Linked DNA regions of Homo sapiens: regions 1 and 3 are each linked to region 2. A link is an interaction called in ENCODE POLR2A ChIA-PET data of the cell type or tissue named here. Cell type or tissue: GM12878. All regions are shown on one strand. Each heading gives the region's core, and the rest is flanking DNA. Links, peaks and the distances in the headings are about the cores only.

Evidence for each region. Peaks named below come from ENCODE experiments on the same cell type or tissue, not always from the same donor. Only the 100,000 strongest peaks of a DNase experiment are listed, where the experiment ranks them.
Region 1: POLR2A ChIA-PET joins it to region 2 with 5 read pairs; 1 of 35 experiments calls an interaction of 5 or more read pairs at or near these places.
Region 3: POLR2A ChIA-PET joins it to region 2 with 8 read pairs; 1 of 35 experiments calls an interaction of 5 or more read pairs at or near these places.

The regions. Positions count from the first base shown.
Region 1 is chr10:62,909,349-62,915,746 of GRCh38, reverse strand. The region is part of intron 3 of LOC107984012 (a long non-coding RNA gene); the gene reads left to right. Among named protein-coding and RNA genes, the nearest start is that of EGR2, 96 kb to the right of the region's middle. In GM12878, for the core only: no CTCF peak of the experiment used is centred there; no DNase peak of the experiment used is centred there; H3K4me3 peaks cover 478 bases; H3K27ac peaks cover 942 bases.
Region 2 is chr10:62,650,033-62,656,430 of GRCh38, reverse strand. LOC124902436 (talanin) reads right to left here. Exons shown (of 6, transcript XM_047426120.1): 2 at 1,501-1,588; 3 at 950-1,064; 4 at 1-35. LOC105378327 (a long non-coding RNA gene) reads left to right here and starts at 846. Exons shown (of 3, transcript XR_946002.3): 1 at 846-1,005. RefSeq lists enhancers at 426-505, 556-605, 846-1,075, 923-1,092, 153-1,352 and 2 more and a silencer at 3,521-3,570. In GM12878, for the core only: no CTCF peak of the experiment used is centred there; DNase peaks (open chromatin) are centred at 820 and 2,990; H3K4me3 peaks cover 1,606 bases; H3K27ac peaks cover 3,365 bases.
Region 3 is chr10:63,203,925-63,210,322 of GRCh38, reverse strand. It overlaps JMJD1C (jumonji domain containing 1C), which reads left to right. Exons shown (of 26, transcript NM_032776.3): 9 at 1,088-1,260; 10 at 1,522-3,728. Among named protein-coding and RNA genes, the nearest start is that of NRBF2, 74 kb to the right of the region's middle. RefSeq lists a silencer at 3,748-3,948. In GM12878, for the core only: no CTCF peak of the experiment used is centred there; a DNase peak (open chromatin) is centred at 2,891; H3K4me3 peaks cover 1,196 bases; H3K27ac peaks cover 2,763 bases.

The DNA.
Region 1 (6,398 bases), core at 507-5,506, 260 kb before region 2:
ATGGCATGTTTTTGTTGGACCATTTAAAAAATGACACAGTCCCCATTGGAGCTTGCACCTGTGTGTTTGTCTACCTTCTGCTGTATCTCCTTAATAGGGGAGGCAGGTAGTCTACCTGTTTAGAATGAGTTCAGGCTACGTAGTCTACACAGCATCAAGATATGGAATGTGTAGTTCACAATTCACTTTTGCCTGAATTATTTGTGTAATTGTGGAATGGGTTAGAAAGGGCATTTTAAAGAGTTATTCTTGGCTGTGGTAGGCTTTGTTCAATGGAAACATGTTTGGCTCTGTGTGAGCTGGCCTAACAGAGAAGTCATGGACAACATCCTCTTTCTTAGGAAAGCTTTCAACTGAAGAGTACTGCAAAAATCTTGGGGACACAGAGCCAAATGAAGCTGTTGACCCAGGGTTGGCCATCACAAGTGTTTTGTAGCCAAGGAAAAATTTGCCTGGGATCAAGATGCTTAGCAGGACTCCTGAGAGTGCCAGAAAGGAGACTGGAAATTAGTAGAAGTTGCTTCTGTTTTTGAGAAGGGCCCTTCTGTGTTTACATAATACAGAGTTTTTGAAATAGAAACCCCTGGCCAGAAAGTTAGAGGCCAAGAGAAGAAATAGAAATTAAATGAAATTCTTCCTTCGGCCTCCCCCTCATCTCTGTAAAAATAGACAGAGACTTCCTTTTCCACTTACAGATGGGGAGGGCACTGTTTTGCAGTTAGAGCTGAGTTGTGAGGTTGAGGCAAGCTGGGTTGGTGTTCGAAGAGAATTACCATCTCTTCGAATTGAAACCCATACCCTAAAGGGTCTTTGGATTGGGAAATAGTGCAACCTCCCCATGCATAAGAGTAGGAGGCACTCCATTTAACTCTAGAACACCATTTTTTGGCAAGCCTAGCATCTAGGCTTAACTTAGCTACACCCTTCTCCTACTTTATTAGAAGCTGGGCATTGAAACTTATCCCTGCCACCTACTAGAGAGAGAGCAAAGAGTATCAGAATGGTCTTTTGAAGGATCTGGTATATTCAAGAGACAAACGCACAGTTTTGTTTTCATTCATTCACTTGCTTAATAAACATTTATTCAACTTCTGCCTCTCCTAATCTGTGTGATTTGCCATGTTTGTGGAGAATGGAATATGAAATTACTGAGTCTTGGCCATCCACGATCTTTCACACTAGGCAGGGAGATAAGACAGACCCACAAATAATGATAATAAGCAGTGAAATGTAACAAGCTCCTCAAGAAAGACGGAATGAAAGGTTATAGAAATTCAGATTAGAGGAGGACCTAGCTGAGCTGAGGAGGGAAGGCTTCATGGTGGAAGTGACAGTAGGAATGATGAAGAGTAGAATTCCAGGTGGTGAACTGCACATGCAAAGGCATTAAGGCCACAAAGCATGGAGGTATGTTTGGAAAATAATGAGGCCTCTAGTTGGAGGTAATGTAGAGGATGAGTTGAGGGTAATAGGCACTAAGACTGAATGGAAACTTTCAAATGCCAGAAGAACCTGGAATGTAAGGTAGGAGAACAATGAAGAATCACTGAAGATTTCACAGAATGAAAACAAACTATGCTGTAGAAAAATTTATCTAGTAGACGGGTTTAGAAGGTGAGATAAGAAAGGGGAGGTAATTCAAGAAGTAATTAAAACAGTCTGGGCTATAGACAATGGAAGTCATGAAGAGGAGTGGGAGAGTAAGAGGAAGAGGAAGAGGCAGTAGAAACACAATGAGAAGGCAGAGAGGAGACACCATGGCACTAATGTGGCAGCTGATCAGATATGGGGTAGGTAAGGTAGAACACCTGTCAAAGATGACTGAGGATTTTTAGCTTGGTTGTAATTCCCCACTGGGTAATGATCTCGACTGTTTCTGTTTAGGGAGAAGGGTTTAAGAGAAAACTGATTGCTAGGATGAATTTGTCCAGGGCTTATACCTGGGAGCTATAATGATCTCCAAAGCAGTAGCCTCAGAAAATATATTGAGGGCTACACTGTGATGGAACTTTTTTGAGGGTGACAAATACAGAGAATGTGCAAGGCAGAAAATACCTGCTTTCAGTGAGCTTACAGTTGGAGAGGCAAGAATAGCACGAACAAATAACGCCACACTCTATAAGAAAGAATATAATGAATGGATTAATTATGTATTCAAGATTGTGAATTATACAGACATTTAGGAGCAAAGAAGAGCAATGAAACAAGTGGGGCTTCTTGGAGGAAATGTTACATAAGGTGTTGGGATTTGGAGGGAAGGAAGAGAGAAGTAGGAGAACAACGCAAATAAAGGCAGAGTGCTGGGGGTGGACAGTGGTGTTTATGAGGGACTGAACAGACTAACCTGGACATCTCTTCTACAGGAACTTAGAAAAGTTCTCAGTCATCTGAGGGGTATGAAGGGTGCAGGGGAAAGCAAACATTGAGCAAGATTCACAATAGGAGCATGCAAATATTATGCGCTACTCATATCAGTGGTGCATAATATTTGCATGCTTCTATTGTGAATGTCGACTATTAATGTAACCATATAATATTACTCTTTTGGGGTGATGGGGGAAGGAAAGTTGGGTGTGTGTGTATGAAAGAGCAAAGTTCCTATCTTCTTTGGCAGGGAACCAATAAATAATGCTTAAAATTAATACATCAAGAAATGGCATTGTAAGCACACCTACAAACATAGAAATGCCTAGGGAGGCAAGAGCTGCATGAGGTGAGGGTGGTTGCCTCTGGGGCAGGAGGATTGGGTTAAAGTGGGGCAGAGGGCTGCGAATATTAATTATATGATGTGGATTTAAAAACTAAGTATAGTGTTATAGTTTTTGAAAAAAAGAATGGAATTTTAAAATGCTGATCTGATTTCATCCTGAGGTGATGATTGGAGTGCATAAGTAAGACAGGACACCTGGGCCCACTGTGCTGCCTTTGATGGGGAGCCTAGGATGATTTCCTGGGAAGGTCCAAGGCTGTCTCAGCCAAGCTTGCTCCCTGGTTTTTCCACCTTCCTGGGGGGGTCCTCCAAACTCAGCTCTCTCAGGCCCCTTTCCTTTTTAAACACTGCCTTAGCTTTCCATCTGGGTTCTTCCCTCCATCTGGTCCGAGGCAGCTGGGCGGCAGCATCCACAGCAGCTCACTTCATTGATGGCCCCATGGAAACAAGCTCCAAACTTTCATTTCGTCCTACTGCAAATTATTAACAGGATGTTTCCTGTTCATGTTTATTAGCAATGGGCTAATAAAAATGATAACTGTGAGAAAGGGATAAAGTTGAATCTATCTTACAGAGTTCTTACCCTCCTGGTCTCGGGCTGTGGTTCCTAATTCCATTGTCCATTTCTAATGATCTGGTCTGGACTTGATTGTCCCATTTTTATTCCAGATGGCTCATCCAGCCAAGAAAAGAAAAAAACAAAATCCCGGGCAAGAACCGTTAAGTGTCACAAGTGGATGATTTGCATTTCTGGGGATCCCCCAGATAGGGGAAACCTATTTAAGTGAATGCTTGTTCTATAAAAGAATTGTTCTTCTCTTTCCAGACTAAAAATAATCATCAGAGTTCTCAGTTTATTTTGAACATATCTTCCTCCAAGCTTCTCAACTTCCTGTACTCAGCCCCCCTCCAAAAAAGAAAAATAAAGTTCTTTAGCCTCTCCAGATCTGGGGGAAGGCAGCAGCAAAGGTACATTAAAGTGGGAGACTTGGAAATTCACCTCAGCTCTGCATCTTTATCAGGGAGCCTTCCCGGGCCTGCAGCCAGGTCAGAGCTGTATCATCAGTCTGAGTAGGAAATCCATGAAAGATGATTTCACCTACCCTGATCTTCATCATTCCCCAAGAGCCCTTTCCCTTCAAAAGTCCCTGCTTTCAATCCTAGGTTTCTGCTGGGAAAGCAAAAGGTTTTCTTTTCGTCTTTCCGCTCCCTCTTCCTTCTGTTTAGAGCAACACAGCTCCAACTCCTCGCTCTGGGGCATTCCAGTTAACAAAGAACCTTTGTCTCTGGCAGATCCTCAGAAATGGGGCCTTCTGATAGGCTGGCTTGTTAGTGATCGAAAGCCCCAGGCACTCAGGTGGCCCAATGTCTTTATCTAGCTTTTTCATAGCCAACGATCAGTGATAAATGGGACATAAATATTCAGCAATAACCAATAAAAGCCCACACTGATTTCTCAGTCATTGGGAACCGCCCCCCTCCCCCATTTCTGAATAGCATCCACTTTTATCTCAAAAAGGCGCCAACAGTTTAGGAACCAAACTTTGTTAGTGTCCTCAGGCTAGGACTCTGGCCGCATCCTGGGCCTCTTAGGATCTGCACAGAAAAGCTTGAGGGAGTTAGGACAGTCCTCTCATCTCCCCTGGGGTTGCAAGCATTTTTGCTTTGTTTGTTTTCTAGTTCTGTAGAGTGAGTGAAGGAAGCAGGGAAAGGAGTCCCAGCACAATAGCCAGCCCTCCAAAGGCCCTGGGCTCCACACCGAAACGAACATGGAGGGAGGTAGCTGTGAGAAGGGGAGATATCCTGGCTACCTACGTGGTTCCTTGCTTCTTGTAGCTTTCTAATAGTTTGTAGCTGGTTCTGGCAGCACCCAGAGCAGAACAGTGGGAGGAACTGGGCACCTCCAGAGATATCCTCACTGATTTCTGGTTGCCATGTATCCAGTCACTGCTCATGCCAATGGAGAAGGCCTCAGGAAGAAGCTTCAGAGACTGGAGTGAACCGGACTGGCCTTGGTCACCGGCAGCTTCATCCTGCTGCGAAGGCCACCAGTAGAGGAAAAGATAGAGGGAGAGGAGTCTCTGCAGCAGAGCTTCTTCCAAAATATGGGTCCACAGGCTAATGAGGACCTCTCTGGTACTACTCTCCCCAGGCTCTTTATGAACATAAAGATGGCAACAACAGACACGGGGGACTACTATAGGTGGGGGAGGGAGTGGGACAAGGGTTGAAATCCTACCTGCTGGGTACTGTGCTCACTACCTGGGTGACAGGATCAATCATACTTCAAGCCTCAGCATCATGCAATCGACCCAGGTTACAAACCTGCACATGTACCCTCTGAATCTAAAAGAAAAGTTAAAATTATATGAAAAAAAGATTATGTTTTTCTAGTCTAGGTGGATGATCAGATGGCTCCTCTCTTTCCTAACAGCATTTACAGCCCTTCAATGTGGGCCATGTGAGACACTGGTCTGAGAAGAACTTTATGAATTATATCTCCTGGGAGCACTCTGAACTACTTAGTTTCCATTCCCAGAGTGAAACACACACACCTGTTTGGATTGCCATCTTTACCCTCCCTTTCAGCCTGGATTCCTAGGAGGTACCATTCGCATTTGGGAGAAACTGTCTGCCCCTTGTGGGGAAGCTCTTGCCTCCTTGAAGAGACAAACCCAATTTTATCCCTTCTGAACCATTGCAAGTTTTCTGCCAGTTGTGTAAACTACAAATGTCTTAGAAATATTAGCCCGGAAGTTGTTTTTTTTGGTTTGTTTTTGTTTTTGTTTGTTTTAATTCCCCAGCAGTTTACACAGTTTTGAGAACAGTTGTTTTTTTTGCACAAGCTCATGTTTGGAGATTCAGAAGCTCTTGGCTATCAATCATACTACTTTATTCCCAAGTCTTTCCACAGTGTTGAGGCTTCAGAGCTGAGTTCCTTCTGAGTTACTCTGGACTAAATTTCATCAGTCAGCCACTGCCTCTTCAACATCTTTGTATCTAGTCTTCTCCTTCTCCTTAGGAAATGTCTTGACTTCAGCTTATTTTTCTAATAAGAAATGGGACAGTGTCGCTGGTGACTCAGAGAGGAAAGGAGAAATCCAAACTCCTTTAGCCTTGTGCACAGAAACTGAAGTTTTAGAGGAATAGTTGGGTAGGTTTTTTTAATGGGCCATTGGTTTTTCTCTCCTTGAGTCTTGTCTCTTTGCCATCTTTGTCTTCTCTCCTTCCATCCTCAGCAGAGTTACTGAAAGTCTAACTAAACTTAGCCCCTTATGGCTGGGTAATTTGGAGAAATGTTGCCTTCTGGCATTTTACTTTTGTGAAATAAATGGGCTCAATGAATAACTGGTATATTCTAAGTCATAAATTAATTTTTTTCTCTTTGTTTTCTTCGCTTTTCTTCTTCGTTAAAAAAACCCCTTTTGTTCCTTTAAGAAAGAGGACATATTTAGGAAGTGTTCTGGCCTACCAATCGTTTAGTATTTATTTGAAGGCTGAATTACCAGGATTAATGCTATAGATTCATGACCACAAATATGGGTTAGTTAGTAGCTGTACGTTGAAGAGAACTGTGCTCAAATTCTAGCATGATGCTTATAGCTTCATGAACTTGGGCAAATTAATTAACTTCCCAGAGCCTCAGGAGTTTTATCATTAAATGAAGAATAAGGACATGCTTCATAAA
Region 2 (6,398 bases), core at 450-5,449:
ACAAAAGGGAAATAGCACCCAAATTTGGCTAAATCCTGAAACAGAATTAAATGACCACATTGAATTCTCATGATAAGTCTTTGAGGAAGATGTCATCATCATCCCCAATTAAAAATTTTATATTTTTACTTTATTTTATTTTATTTTTGAGATGGAATCCTGCTCTGTCACGCAGGCTGGAGTGCAGTGGTGCAATCTCAGCTCACTGCAACCTCGGCCTACTGTGTTCAAGTGATTCTCCTACCTCAGCCTCTCAAGTAGCTGAGACTACAGGTATGCGCCACCACACCCAGCTAATTTTTGTATTTTTAGTAGAGAAGGGGTTTCACCATGTTGGTCAGGCTGATCCTGAACTCCTGACCTTAAGTGATCTGCCCACTTTGGCCTCCCAAAGTGCTGGGATTACAGGCATGAACCAATGTACCTGGCCTCAATTCAAAATTTTAAACTGAGGCTCAGAGAGGCTGAGTATCCTGACTGAGGTCACACAGCTTCTAAGTGATAGAATGGGGATTTGAACCCAGGGAGCCCAACTCCAGCCTGAGGGATTGAGAAAGAGTGAGCTCCAATTCAGGGTGTCATCTTCCCATCCTCCACTCCACCTTTTTAAGCCTCATCTGAAAATATCATGCAAGATCACCTTTACCACACAGAGGAGAGGAAGAAACAAATAAATATGGGGGAGGAGGAAATGGAAAATAGAACTCCCACTGGGGTCTAGCTATTAATATGTCTGCCCTGTTCTGACACTTGAATAGGTCTGGTTCTGAGTCTGCTACTGAAAGGAACCAAAAATGACCTTGAATTGAAACTCCTGCATAGGGAGGTGCCGTGATGAGCTCGGAGAGACCACAGCACGACTCTGCAAGTGTATTCAGCACAACGTCACGGTTGCTTCCAGTTGGCCAGGGGGATGCTGATGAGGTGGTTTCCAGATCTGATGAATTACCTGACTGCCAACGCCAAACTTGGGTTTTCCTCTCTGCAGGATGGAGAGGTTGGAAGGTGAGATGGTCTTTCCAAGGGGGAGCCTGTTTCATCAGTGGCTTCTTTAGATGTGTTGACTTTGTGGAAGAACCCCAGTTAACAGGAACATAGGGAGGGGTTTTCTTCAGTAAGTACCAATGTCAGCCAATCCCTTACCTCTTTAATCTCATCTCCCATTGTTTTCTCTGCTTTTTCTGCCTCAGCACACTGGCTTTTTACTGTCCCTGGAATATGCAAGGCACACTCCTGCCTCAGGGCCTTTGCATGTGCTCTTTCTGCTGCCTGAAACCTTTCCCCCAGATACTCCCATGGCTTGCTTCCACTCCTCTCATGCCTTTCCTCAAATGTCCTCTTCTGAGTGAGACCTTCCCTAGTTATCTGTTCTAGCAACAATTGCATTGTCAACTCCACCTCCCTCAACATGCACACATACACATTCTCACTCCCCTTCCAGCTTAGTTTTCTTGTTAGCGCACTCCACCTTACAATCTCCTATGCATAATACTGACTTACCTTGTTTTTGACTGTCTCCCTTAGCTGAAGGTAAGCTCCGTGCAGGCAAGGATTTTTATCTGTTTGGTTCCTCTCTGTATTCCAGCACCTAGAATAATAAGTAGCTAGTGCTCAATAACAACATGTTGATCCATGCGCAGTGGCTCACGCCTGTAATCCCGGCACTTTGGGAGGCCGAGGTGGGCGGATCACCTGAGGTCAGGCATTTGAGACCAGCCTGGCAAACATGGTGAAACCACGTCTCTACTAAAAATACAAAAATTAGCCGGGCACATGCCTGTAATCCCAGCTACTCAGGAGGCTGAGGCAGGAGAATTCCTTGAACCCGGGAGGTGGAGGTTGCAGTGAGCCAAGATCATGCCACTGCACTCCAGTCTGGGTGACAAGAGTGAGACTCTGTCTTGAAAAAAAAAAAATTGTTGAACGCGCAAATGAATGAATTTATTAATCCTAGCCCTGAGATTTAGTAACCAGGCAGGCTGTAAAGAGTTAGTTAACTTCCTTTCTAAGCTTCATTTCTGCAACCATAAATTTAGAATGAGAATTCCTATTCTCCTTGTGAGCTGTGCTTTTTCAACAGGATTACAAAAGGGCACACCCAGCACAGTACTCATACGGACTCAGTAAGAACTGGCTTAATGACTGTGCGTTCAGTGAAAGAATTACCAATAACAGTGGCAAGCGTTTGTAGAGTATTTCTATGAGCCAGGCACTGTTCTAAGCATGTATGTTTATTAACCCATTTAATCTTTACAACATCCTGAAATGTATGTGCTATTATCATCATCATCCTAGCTTTAAAAATAAAGAAACTGCAGGGGTAACTTTCTCAAGGCCACATGACTAATAAATCACAGAGCCTGGATTTGAACTCAAGCCCAACTATCTCCAACATCCATATCTTACCCACTTCAGCATACTGCTTCCCTATAGCAAGAAGATGTAATTTACATAACAGAGGCACAGGAAATTCCATTTAAGTCATGAAACCTCCTATTTACAAATTTGAGTTTTTAAACTTGTAAGATGTCTTCTGGGATCAAATGTGATGATAATTCAATTTCTAAATCAACTGGAACAGATGGAGGCCAAATTGTATTTAACTCCAAGCCATGCAATATCTTTGGCCATGAAATGCTACCATTGTGGAGATGTTTGTAAATTATGTTTTATTTAGACACACTCTGTATGAACATATATAAGACACAGTTTTAAATAGACAGCAGTGTCATTTAGTTTCCAAAGCTGAGTGGAAATAAAAACCAGGGCCATGTAGACACACCCTAAACCTAGCACCTGCTTTTGAGGCTGCTTCAAATAATATCATCCTGATTTTTCTTGTGAATTGGCTTCGATCACTTGTGATTCCTGTGCATCTAGCATGTCTCATAACCGGCAGTCATTCATAGCCTATTTTAAGTGTGAGCATTCAAATGCTAGGTTTCGTTCATGAGCGACAACTCAGGCCATCTTCTCTGTTCACGGTGCTGGCTCTACAAGTCACTGCACACTCAACAGGGAGGTGCATGCACACAAACTTTCCAAATCGTCTTTAAAGGTTTTCAGTTCCCTTTTTTCTTTTTTTGGTTTCTATTGCCTTCCCAGTAATGGCTAAGACATTGCCAGTTTGTCTTGCTTCTTGTGATTTCTCCAGATGGCCTTATGGCCCAGGAGATCAGTTGGGACCAGGTGTTAATATCCCACTGATTTTAATCTGGCTTTTATTTTTTGTTGCAAGAAACAGAAATCTATTCAAGCCAACTCAAGACAAAGGGATTTCACATATTGCATTACATTACATTATTTTTAAATGGTAAATCCAAGAGCAGGAGCCATATCAGACCCTGGCCTTAAGGAATCCAGAACTCGAAGATGCTTCTAGATTCAAGGAAGCTCCCAGGTCTTCCACAGTAGGAGTTCATGGATGTTTGATTTCTATGTTTAAGCAACAAATGCCATGTCTTCTTCTGCTCCCTGTACTAACTGATGGTTATTTGTTTGTTTCAAGTTCAGGGCCCTAGGAGAGAATCTGATTGGTCCAGTCCATCTTTCAAAGTAGTCTGCACCTCTCTCTTCAGCATATGGGTTGTCTGCCATTGGCTCAGGTGCCCTGCCAGGGCCAATCATCTATGGATAGAGGAAGTGGGGCACTGGGTACTGAGTATGGCTTCCTGGGCCTGTCCCTTCAGCAGAAAGTGTGGGCAGGATGGGTACCCTCAGAAGAGGCTGTAGGTGGGTTGGCACAGTATTGACCTTTCCACAATACCATTGTGCAAGACACTGATGTCATATAGCCAAGACATGTAGTGGTGTATCAAGGTAAGATGATATTGTATTGACAAAGATACAAATGCAACTCAGAAAGACATCTACAAAGCCACATGCATGTATCTTTGCAATTGGCATGCTTAAAACATGAAACAAATACCATTATTCCTTTGTGATATGTTTTATCTAAAAATATTTATTCTTTTGCCCAAGTTCAGCTGTCAAACTCCATGGCTTTCTCAGGCAGGGCCTCCCAGTTTTGGTGAGCAAACTGCATTCAGCACAATTTCAGCCTGTGCCGTTCACAGAGATTACAATGGGATGACTAAACTGTAGCCACATTAACCTTTGCAGTTGCCAGCCAGTTATTGAGGTTTTGTTGTGATCGAGCTAGTGAAAACCTATTGGATTTGTTATCACCATTGACTCAGTGTCTATAATGCTTTGGGCTACAGCTTTAAACATAGGCTGAATGAATACCCACATAACTTCAGAGGTCCCATATGTCAAATATATTATGCACATGTTGTTGGTGATCTCTCCTTTGAAGACTGGCCCACTTCCACCTGGGGTCCCTGTAGAACAATGGCTCTATGATGGGACATTTTGACTGAGGTAGGAATGTTAAGGAGCATGAGTTGCGATCCAGGACTGGATGCCTTGCTGCAATGTGTGTGAAGGTTGTGGTGGGGGCGGGGGAGAGGAGCTGCTGATATAAAGGCAGAAAGCATGGCAAACTTGGCCTGCATGACAGTTCTGGTGAATGAAAACCCCTAGACAAAGACCAAATACCTGGGTTCGAGGTAACTGTCTTGAGAAAATTCACTACTGATGGTGGCATCGGTGATCTGCATTTGTATGAACTGCAGTCTCTATTTTTGAGTTCTCAGCAGAAACCATTCTCTCTTGTCACCTGAGGTGCACAGCTTTCTAGGTGTGTTTTTCTTGTGCCCCATATCACTTTCTGTCTATATTTTTAAAATATCTACCTGATTTTTCTTTGCCCTTGGATGAAAATTTCTTTTAAGACAAAATCATTGTCTGATTCATCCTGGTGTTCCTGCTATGGCTTGGAACATGGTAGGCATTCAATAAATATTTGTGGGATGAATGATAGTAAGAACCTAAATTGTCGTTTGAGTCACCAAATTGACCGTGATCCATGTTGTGCTCTCTGCTCAGTGGCAGTATTTGGCACAGGGGAATGTCTGAGATGGCATCATTGCCAATCAAAGCTATTTTCAGGGTCAAGTATAATTTTGCAAATATCTCTAAAATAGTTACTGTGAAAACACCATCAATATATCTTGTAATATGTGAAAGGGTGTACAGGCTCCATTGATTACCAGAACAAAGATGGAATTCCTAAGGACAGACCAGGAAAGTTCTTTGAGTGAAGACAAAGAGAAGGAGGAAGATGTAGAAGAGGAGGAAGAGGAGTAGGAGAGGAGGATAATAGCTGGCATTTATTGACAGTTTGTTATGTGCCAGGCCTTGTCATAAGCACTTTGTATGTATTAACTCATTTAATACTCACAGAAGCCCTATGGGGAAGATACCATCATCCCGTTTTGCAGATGAGTCCGGTGCAAAATAGGGCAAGTTGCCTTTCAGTCCACACAGTCTGCTTTGCAGGACTCCTTGGACTGCACTTCTCCTGGGGTCTTCCTCTCTCCCTCTCTTTCTGTTCCTTGGCCTTCTAAGGAGGCCTTGGGTAGTCAAGGTGATCATTGTAATTTCATCTTAGGGGGCCATTCTGGCTCTTTACTGGTCTCTTGAAGGTAAGACTAGATCTTCAATATTTTTCAAAATAGAGTGTCTGTAAAATGGAGAAATCCATTTCTTGCTGATATTTAGTGCTCTGAGAGCATTAACACTGATGTAGTATTTTTTCAAAACAAAACAAAATCCTCCATCACAGGTTTGAGAATGGGAAGAGATGAAGCGGGAGGAAGAGTCAGACAGCCGTGACCTGCCACAACTGTGTGAGTAACCACTACAACAGTCACTGTGTCTGCCTGGGCAGATCCATTCTTCCAGTCTTGCCAGATGAAGGCATTCACTGCCTTGAATCTGCTCTGACTTTCAAAGACACTACTCTAAAAGCTTCAATATTTCTTGGCTAAACAACAGCCACTTCCCAGGAAGGTCTCCTTATTTCCCATCTGTTTTGATTGTTGACATTTTGGTTTGGCAATAGGGAAAGCCTCCTCACCAGAAGCTGGAGCCCATGTCTAAGGCAGAGAAACTAAGTCAATGGCAGAAAGGTTAGATTTGTTCCTAACAGACTGAAAAAAAATTTACCCTTCCAGGAACTTAGGTATCCTGTGTCCAAACTGCACACGCAGGAGCAAAGATTACATAATTCTTCAGATATTTTTAATATACTTGACCAAAGTGGAGAATTGAGATGGCATCCAGGGTTCTGGTTTGGCAACAACAAATACTTACCATTAGTCAGGGTTCTCCAGAGGGACAGAACCAATAGGATACGTGTTTATATAAAAGGGAGTTTATTAGGAAGAATTGGCTCACATAATTACAAGGCAAAGCCCCATGATGGGCCGTCTGCAAGCTGGAGATGAAAGAAGCCGGTAGCGGCTCAGTCCGAGTCCAAGAGCCTGAACCAG
Region 3 (6,398 bases), core at 444-5,443, 550 kb before region 2:
GACCAAAAGTGAAGAAACAATACAAGCATAAGACACTATTATTGAGAAATAATTTTGAATGGCATTTTATAGAGCAAAACTTTGTTGTCATTGCCATAATTGATTGCTGTTTAAGATTTCTGGATCTTATAGAACTGAGGCCGTTTGAGACACATATTTGATCCTTATGTGTATATTTATGTATTTTTCTCTTATGTGGGGTTTATGGCTATAGTGTATGTTTTTAATTTCATAGCAGTATATTTTTGGTGTGACATACTGCTTTTGCATTATTTTGAGAAGTAAAACGTATTCCCTTTGTTAGAGAAAATACAAAGGAGGTTGTATTTTCCTGCTATTTGACTATCATCCTATTAACAAATTCATAAAACATGTTCTGGAAGGATGTCAGTGAGTCAGAATATAGAAAAATCCTTAAGCATGTAGTCAGATAGCTGTATGTCTCGATGAAGAGGTTGCTGTCACCTTATATTCAGTCATGAGACAGGCAGCATATTGATGTATAAAATTAACTTTATTAGACTTCTACACCTCCAAGCTTAATGGTGCAACCTTGTTTATAGCTTAGAGTGAAATGGGGAGTGCATTTGGGTTTTGAAATGTAATTATCTGCCAATTGTCAGTAAATTGTTACATTGGAAAAGTTAAATTTTTTGATGACAAAAATTGACAAATGAATTTGGTTATAATTTCTATTTCTGATGAAATGTGTTTTAGGAATAATATTCTGTTTTTACTGTTAGCAATATACTTTTGCTGTTAGAATCAGGAAATCATATAAACTAGGTTCTGTATATGGCATTTATAGTAAATTTAAGGCACTGATTTCAAGATCTGTTTTTAGTAAGATGACAATAAATTATTTAATACTGATTATGATATGGAAAAATCTGTTTAATTATGTTATTATTTGTCTGAATATTTCTCATAAGATGTATTTAGAAAAAGTTACAAGTTTCCCAAAGAAACTGCTATTTGAATGAACTAATAAACCACCAAGATCATACCCAGTTCTACTGTGACACGGTGTTTAGCTTTTTCTAGTAACTGAAATCTAGGTGTTTTTTTTGTTTTGTTTTGTTAATAGAATTCTCCCAGTCCTTGGCTACATCAGCCCACCCCTGTGACCTCAGCAGATGGTATTGGATTACTTAGTCACATTCCTGTCAGACCTTCCAGTGCAGAGCCTCATCGGCCTCTTAAAATTACAGCCCATTCCAGTCCACCATTGACAAAAACTTTAGTAGATCATCATAAGGAGTAAGTTCACCAGTGCTTAAAAATTATAAATACCTTGTTCATAATTTTTCTTAATTTGCCTTTTAAATAGTTAATTTTAAGTTAACACATATCTTAAGATTAGGCTTTGTTCTGTTTTGATATTTCTTCAAATTTATTATAGTATTAGAGTACATGCAAAGATGTCTTTTACTTTCATAATAGAATGATATTGCATAGAAGCTGTCTTTGTATTTTGCAGGAAAAAGTGGTTACAGAAATATTTGTGTATTTTCTTTACAGAGAATTAGAAAGAAAAGCTTTTATGGAACCATTACGGTCTGTTGCATCCACATCAGCCAAAAATGACCTGGATCTAAATAGGTCACAGACTGGAAAAGATTGTCACTTACATAGGCATTTTGTGGATCCAGTATTAAATCAGTTACAGAGGCCACCCCAGGAGACTGGAGAGAGGTTAAACAAATACAAAGAGGAACACCGTCGAATTCTTCAAGAAAGTATTGATGTTGCTCCCTTTACAACTAAAATCAAGGGACTTGAGGGTGAGAGAGAGAATTATTCCAGAGTGGCATCATCATCTTCCAGTCCTAAAAGCCATATCATCAAACAAGATATGGATGTAGAACGCTCAGTATCAGATCTTTATAAAATGAAGCACTCAGTGCCTCAGAGTTTACCCCAAAGTAACTATTTCACTACATTGTCTAATAGTGTGGTCAATGAACCACCAAGATCATACCCATCCAAAGAAGTTTCAAATATTTACGGTGATAAACAGAGTAATGCCCTTGCAGCGGCAGCAGCTAATCCTCAAACTCTGACTTCATTTATAACATCTCTTTCAAAGCCTCCACCTTTGATTAAACACCAACCAGAAAGTGAAGGTTTAGTAGGCAAGATACCAGAACATCTTCCACATCAGATTGCATCTCACTCAGTAACAACCTTCAGAAATGATTGTAGGAGTCCTACCCATTTGACAGTTTCTTCTACAAATACACTCCGCAGTATGCCTGCATTACATAGAGCACCAGTATTTCACCCACCAATCCATCACAGCCTGGAAAGAAAGGAAGGCAGCTATAGTAGTCTTTCCCCTCCAACTTTAACTCCGGTGATGCCAGTAAATGCTGGTGGTAAAGTTCAAGAATCACAGAAGCCTCCAACTCTAATACCCGAACCAAAAGACTCCCAGGCAAATTTTAAGAGTTCTTCAGAACAGAGTTTGACGGAGATGTGGAGACCTAATAATAACCTCAGCAAAGAGAAAACTGAATGGCATGTGGAGAAAAGCAGCGGAAAGTTACAGGCTGCTATGGCATCTGTCATTGTGCGTCCATCTTCTAGTACAAAAACTGATAGTATGCCAGCAATGCAGTTAGCTTCTAAAGATCGTGTTAGTGAAAGATCTTCAGCTGGGGCACATAAAACAGATTGCCTCAAACTAGCAGAAGCCGGAGAAACTGGAAGAATCATTTTGCCAAATGTGAATTCAGACAGTGTTCACACAAAATCTGAAAAAAACTTTCAGGCTGTCTCACAGGGCAGTGTTCCCAGTTCAGTCATGTCTGCTGTAAATACGATGTGTAATACCAAAACGGATGTAATCACATCTGCTGCCGATACTACCAGTGTTTCCAGCTGGGGTGGTTCAGAAGTAATTTCCTCTTTATCAAATACCATTTTGGCCTCTACATCATCAGAATGTGTATCTTCAAAAAGTGTCAGTCAGCCAGTGGCTCAAAAACAAGAATGCAAGGTCAGCACCACAGCACCAGTTACATTAGCCAGTAGTAAGACAGGAAGTGTTGTTCAACCCAGTTCTGGGTTCTCAGGCACAACTGATTTTATCCATTTAAAAAAGCACAAGGCAGCATTGGCTGCAGCTCAGTATAAAAGTAGTAATGCCAGTGAGACTGAACCTAATGCTATAAAAAATCAGACACTTTCAGCCTCCCTTCCTCTGGATAGCACTGTAATCTGTAGTACAATTAACAAAGCAAACTCTGTAGGAAATGGGCAAGCTTCCCAGACAAGTCAACCAAACTACCATACTAAACTGAAAAAGGCCTGGCTCACCAGACACTCAGAAGAAGATAAAAATACTAATAAAATGGAAAATTCAGGGAATTCTGTATCAGAAATTATTAAGCCATGTTCTGTCAACTTAATAGCCTCTACATCTAGTGATATACAAAATAGTGTAGATAGTAAGATCATAGTTGATAAATATGTAAAAGATGATAAAGTCAACAGGAGAAAAGCCAAAAGAACTTATGAATCTGGCTCTGAAAGTGGAGACTCAGATGAAAGTGAAAGCAAGTCAGAGCAAAGGACTAAAAGACAACCTAAGCCAACTTACAAAAAGAAGCAAAATGATTTGCAAAAGAGAAAAGGTGAAATAGAAGAAGATTTGAAACCCAATGGAGTTCTCAGCAGGAGTGCCAAAGAAAGAAGTAAACTGAAGTTGCAAAGCAACAGTAATAGTAAGTCAGTTACTTTGTTTTATCTCAGGTAAAATGGGCTGAATGTTTTAGCTATACTAGTGTGCTGCTTTAAAGATCAGTGAGCTTAAAGGCATCCTTTGTCTTCATTTGCGTGCCTTAGCTTTATGTATATGCTCATTGATCTCATTTCTACATTTCACAAGTAAGTACCCTTTAAGAGGAAATGAGAGAACACTTATTCCTCTATTTTTAAAAGACTTGTAGAAATATATATCTTACCTGACAGTCATTGTAGGTAATTTGCGTAATTTAACGTGGAATTTAGTAGTTACTCGTAATTTTGGCCATTTCTAAGAATTGTCAAAATGCAGTTATGGCTGTCACACCAAAAGTGGATTTGTAATATCAGCTAAGATATTTACCTCTAACAAGATGTAGTCAGGAAAGAAATTCTGCTCACATACACATATTTTGAGGCAAATTTCTAGAAGATAGTTACAGTTGTCCCTGGGTATACCTGTGGGGGATTGGTTCCAGGACGCCCCCACGGATACCAAAATTCACAGATGTGCACATCCCTTATATAAAATAGCATAGTACAGTCATGTGCTGCATAACAACTTTTCAGTCAGTGACAGAATGCACAGCTGGGCACAGTGGCTCACTCCTGTAATCCCAGCACTTTGGGAAGCTGAGGCAGGAGGATCACTTGAGCTGGCGTGGTTGAAGCTGCAGTGAGCCATGATTGCACCACCGCACTCCAGCCTGGGCAACAGAGCAAGACCATGTCTCAAAAAATAAACAAAAAATGATGGAATGTATATATGACAGTGGTCTCATATAAGATCGTAAGACTGTGTTTTTACTATACCTCTTTCTTTGTTCAGATACGTAAATACTTTGTGTTACAATTATCTACAGTATAAAGTACAGTAAATACTGTACGGGTTTGTAAGCTAGGTTTGTGTAAGTACATGCTATGAAGTTCCTACAGTGAGGAAATTGCCTAATAGTGTATGACTATATTTGCATGTAACCTACACACATCCTCCCATATACTTTAAATCATTTCTAGATTCCTTATAATGCCCAACACAACGCTTACACATCACTTCATTTATGCAGGATTGAACATAGTACTCTGCACATGGCAAATTAAAGTTTTGTTTTTTTGGAACTTTGTAGAATATTTTTTCCCCCAAGTATTTTTGATCCATGGTAGGTTGAACCCATGGGTTTGGAACCCACGGTTATGGAGGGCCAATTTTACTTCAGAGTAATATGAATGTGGACTGTATTTCACTCTTATATCATCTGGTGACAAAATTGGAAGCTTATGGAAATTACTATCTATTTAATGCTGCTCATTCAAACAGTCCTTAACAATAGGTAAAAATTAACATAAGGGGAGGCTTGTGGTTTTGTGTATTCATTTCGATGTTAAAGAATTGCCATATTAATAGCTTCACAACTGATTATATATCCTTTGTGGCAACAGCTGGACAAAATAAGAGATACTTAACAGTAATATTCACTATAAAGTGTTTCTATATCATTTTACTCTAGTAGTAGTTTTTCTCAGTTTGCTTATTTCTTTTTAGGTATGTTGCACAATGCAGAAAGCACTTAGTTTCACTATGTCCGTGTGTTCATCCACATACAATATATGAAATATCTGTGACAATGTGGACACTCAAAGTACTTTCACAAGCACTTGGATGCTTGAAGGCTCCCATTTGTGCCTTTTAACTGAATGAGGTTTTCCCACATGCCTGTGTGGAAACCAGAGGCAAAGTGAAGGAGAGGAAAACAGGAGGATGGAATCATAGAAAAGGACAGTCAGAAAGTGAAAGAACAAAGGACAAACTCAACTAGAGCCAGAGACTGACAGACTGAAATGCAAGCATAGTCAGAAGACAGAGAGGGGGATTAACATCGAAGGATACCTGCCATTTACTTGAATATTGGATTATATACAGTGTTGCTTTTTCTTATGTGTTCCCCTTACTCTCCCTCACTACCCCCATGAATTCATAATAGGCTTAGTGTGAGCAATTTAATTGTTTCTCTTCTGTCTTATATGACATTTCCTTTGGTGTTGGGTGTTCAGATACTTGAGTAAAACTTAAAAAACAAAAACAAAAGATAGGTACCTTCCAGGTTTTAATGCCTAGAAAACTCTTGTGAAGTTAAATTTATGAAATTAAGTGTTAGTGAAATACGTATTCTCTTTTCATCTTGAGACGAATATACATATTCACATGTAAGAGTTCTAAGAAAAGGGCCAGAATGAGTGCCTTTTTTTCCCCCAGGTTGTAATGTTTAGTCAAATCTCCCCTGCTTGGTAACTAGCATGTAGCTTTAGAGAGGCTGTTTTATGACCCATTTGTTCACCAAGTCCAAAGTAATATTAAGTCAATATTAGATGTCATCTATTAATTGTGGACAGAGTTGACTTGCTTTTGTTCTAGGCTACCTAGAAAAGTTTTTTTTTTCTTAAATATTTTTTAGAGACAGTCTCCCTACATTGCCCAGACTGGAGTGCAGTGGATATTCACAGGTGTAACCATAGTGCACAGCAGCCTCCAACTCCTGGGCTCAGGCAATCCTCCTGCCTCAGTCTCCTGAGCACAGAAAAGTTCTTTAAGTTGGGAGTTTTCATAAGTCAGGGAACTTCTAAATATTAATGGATTATCTACTTCATGGATT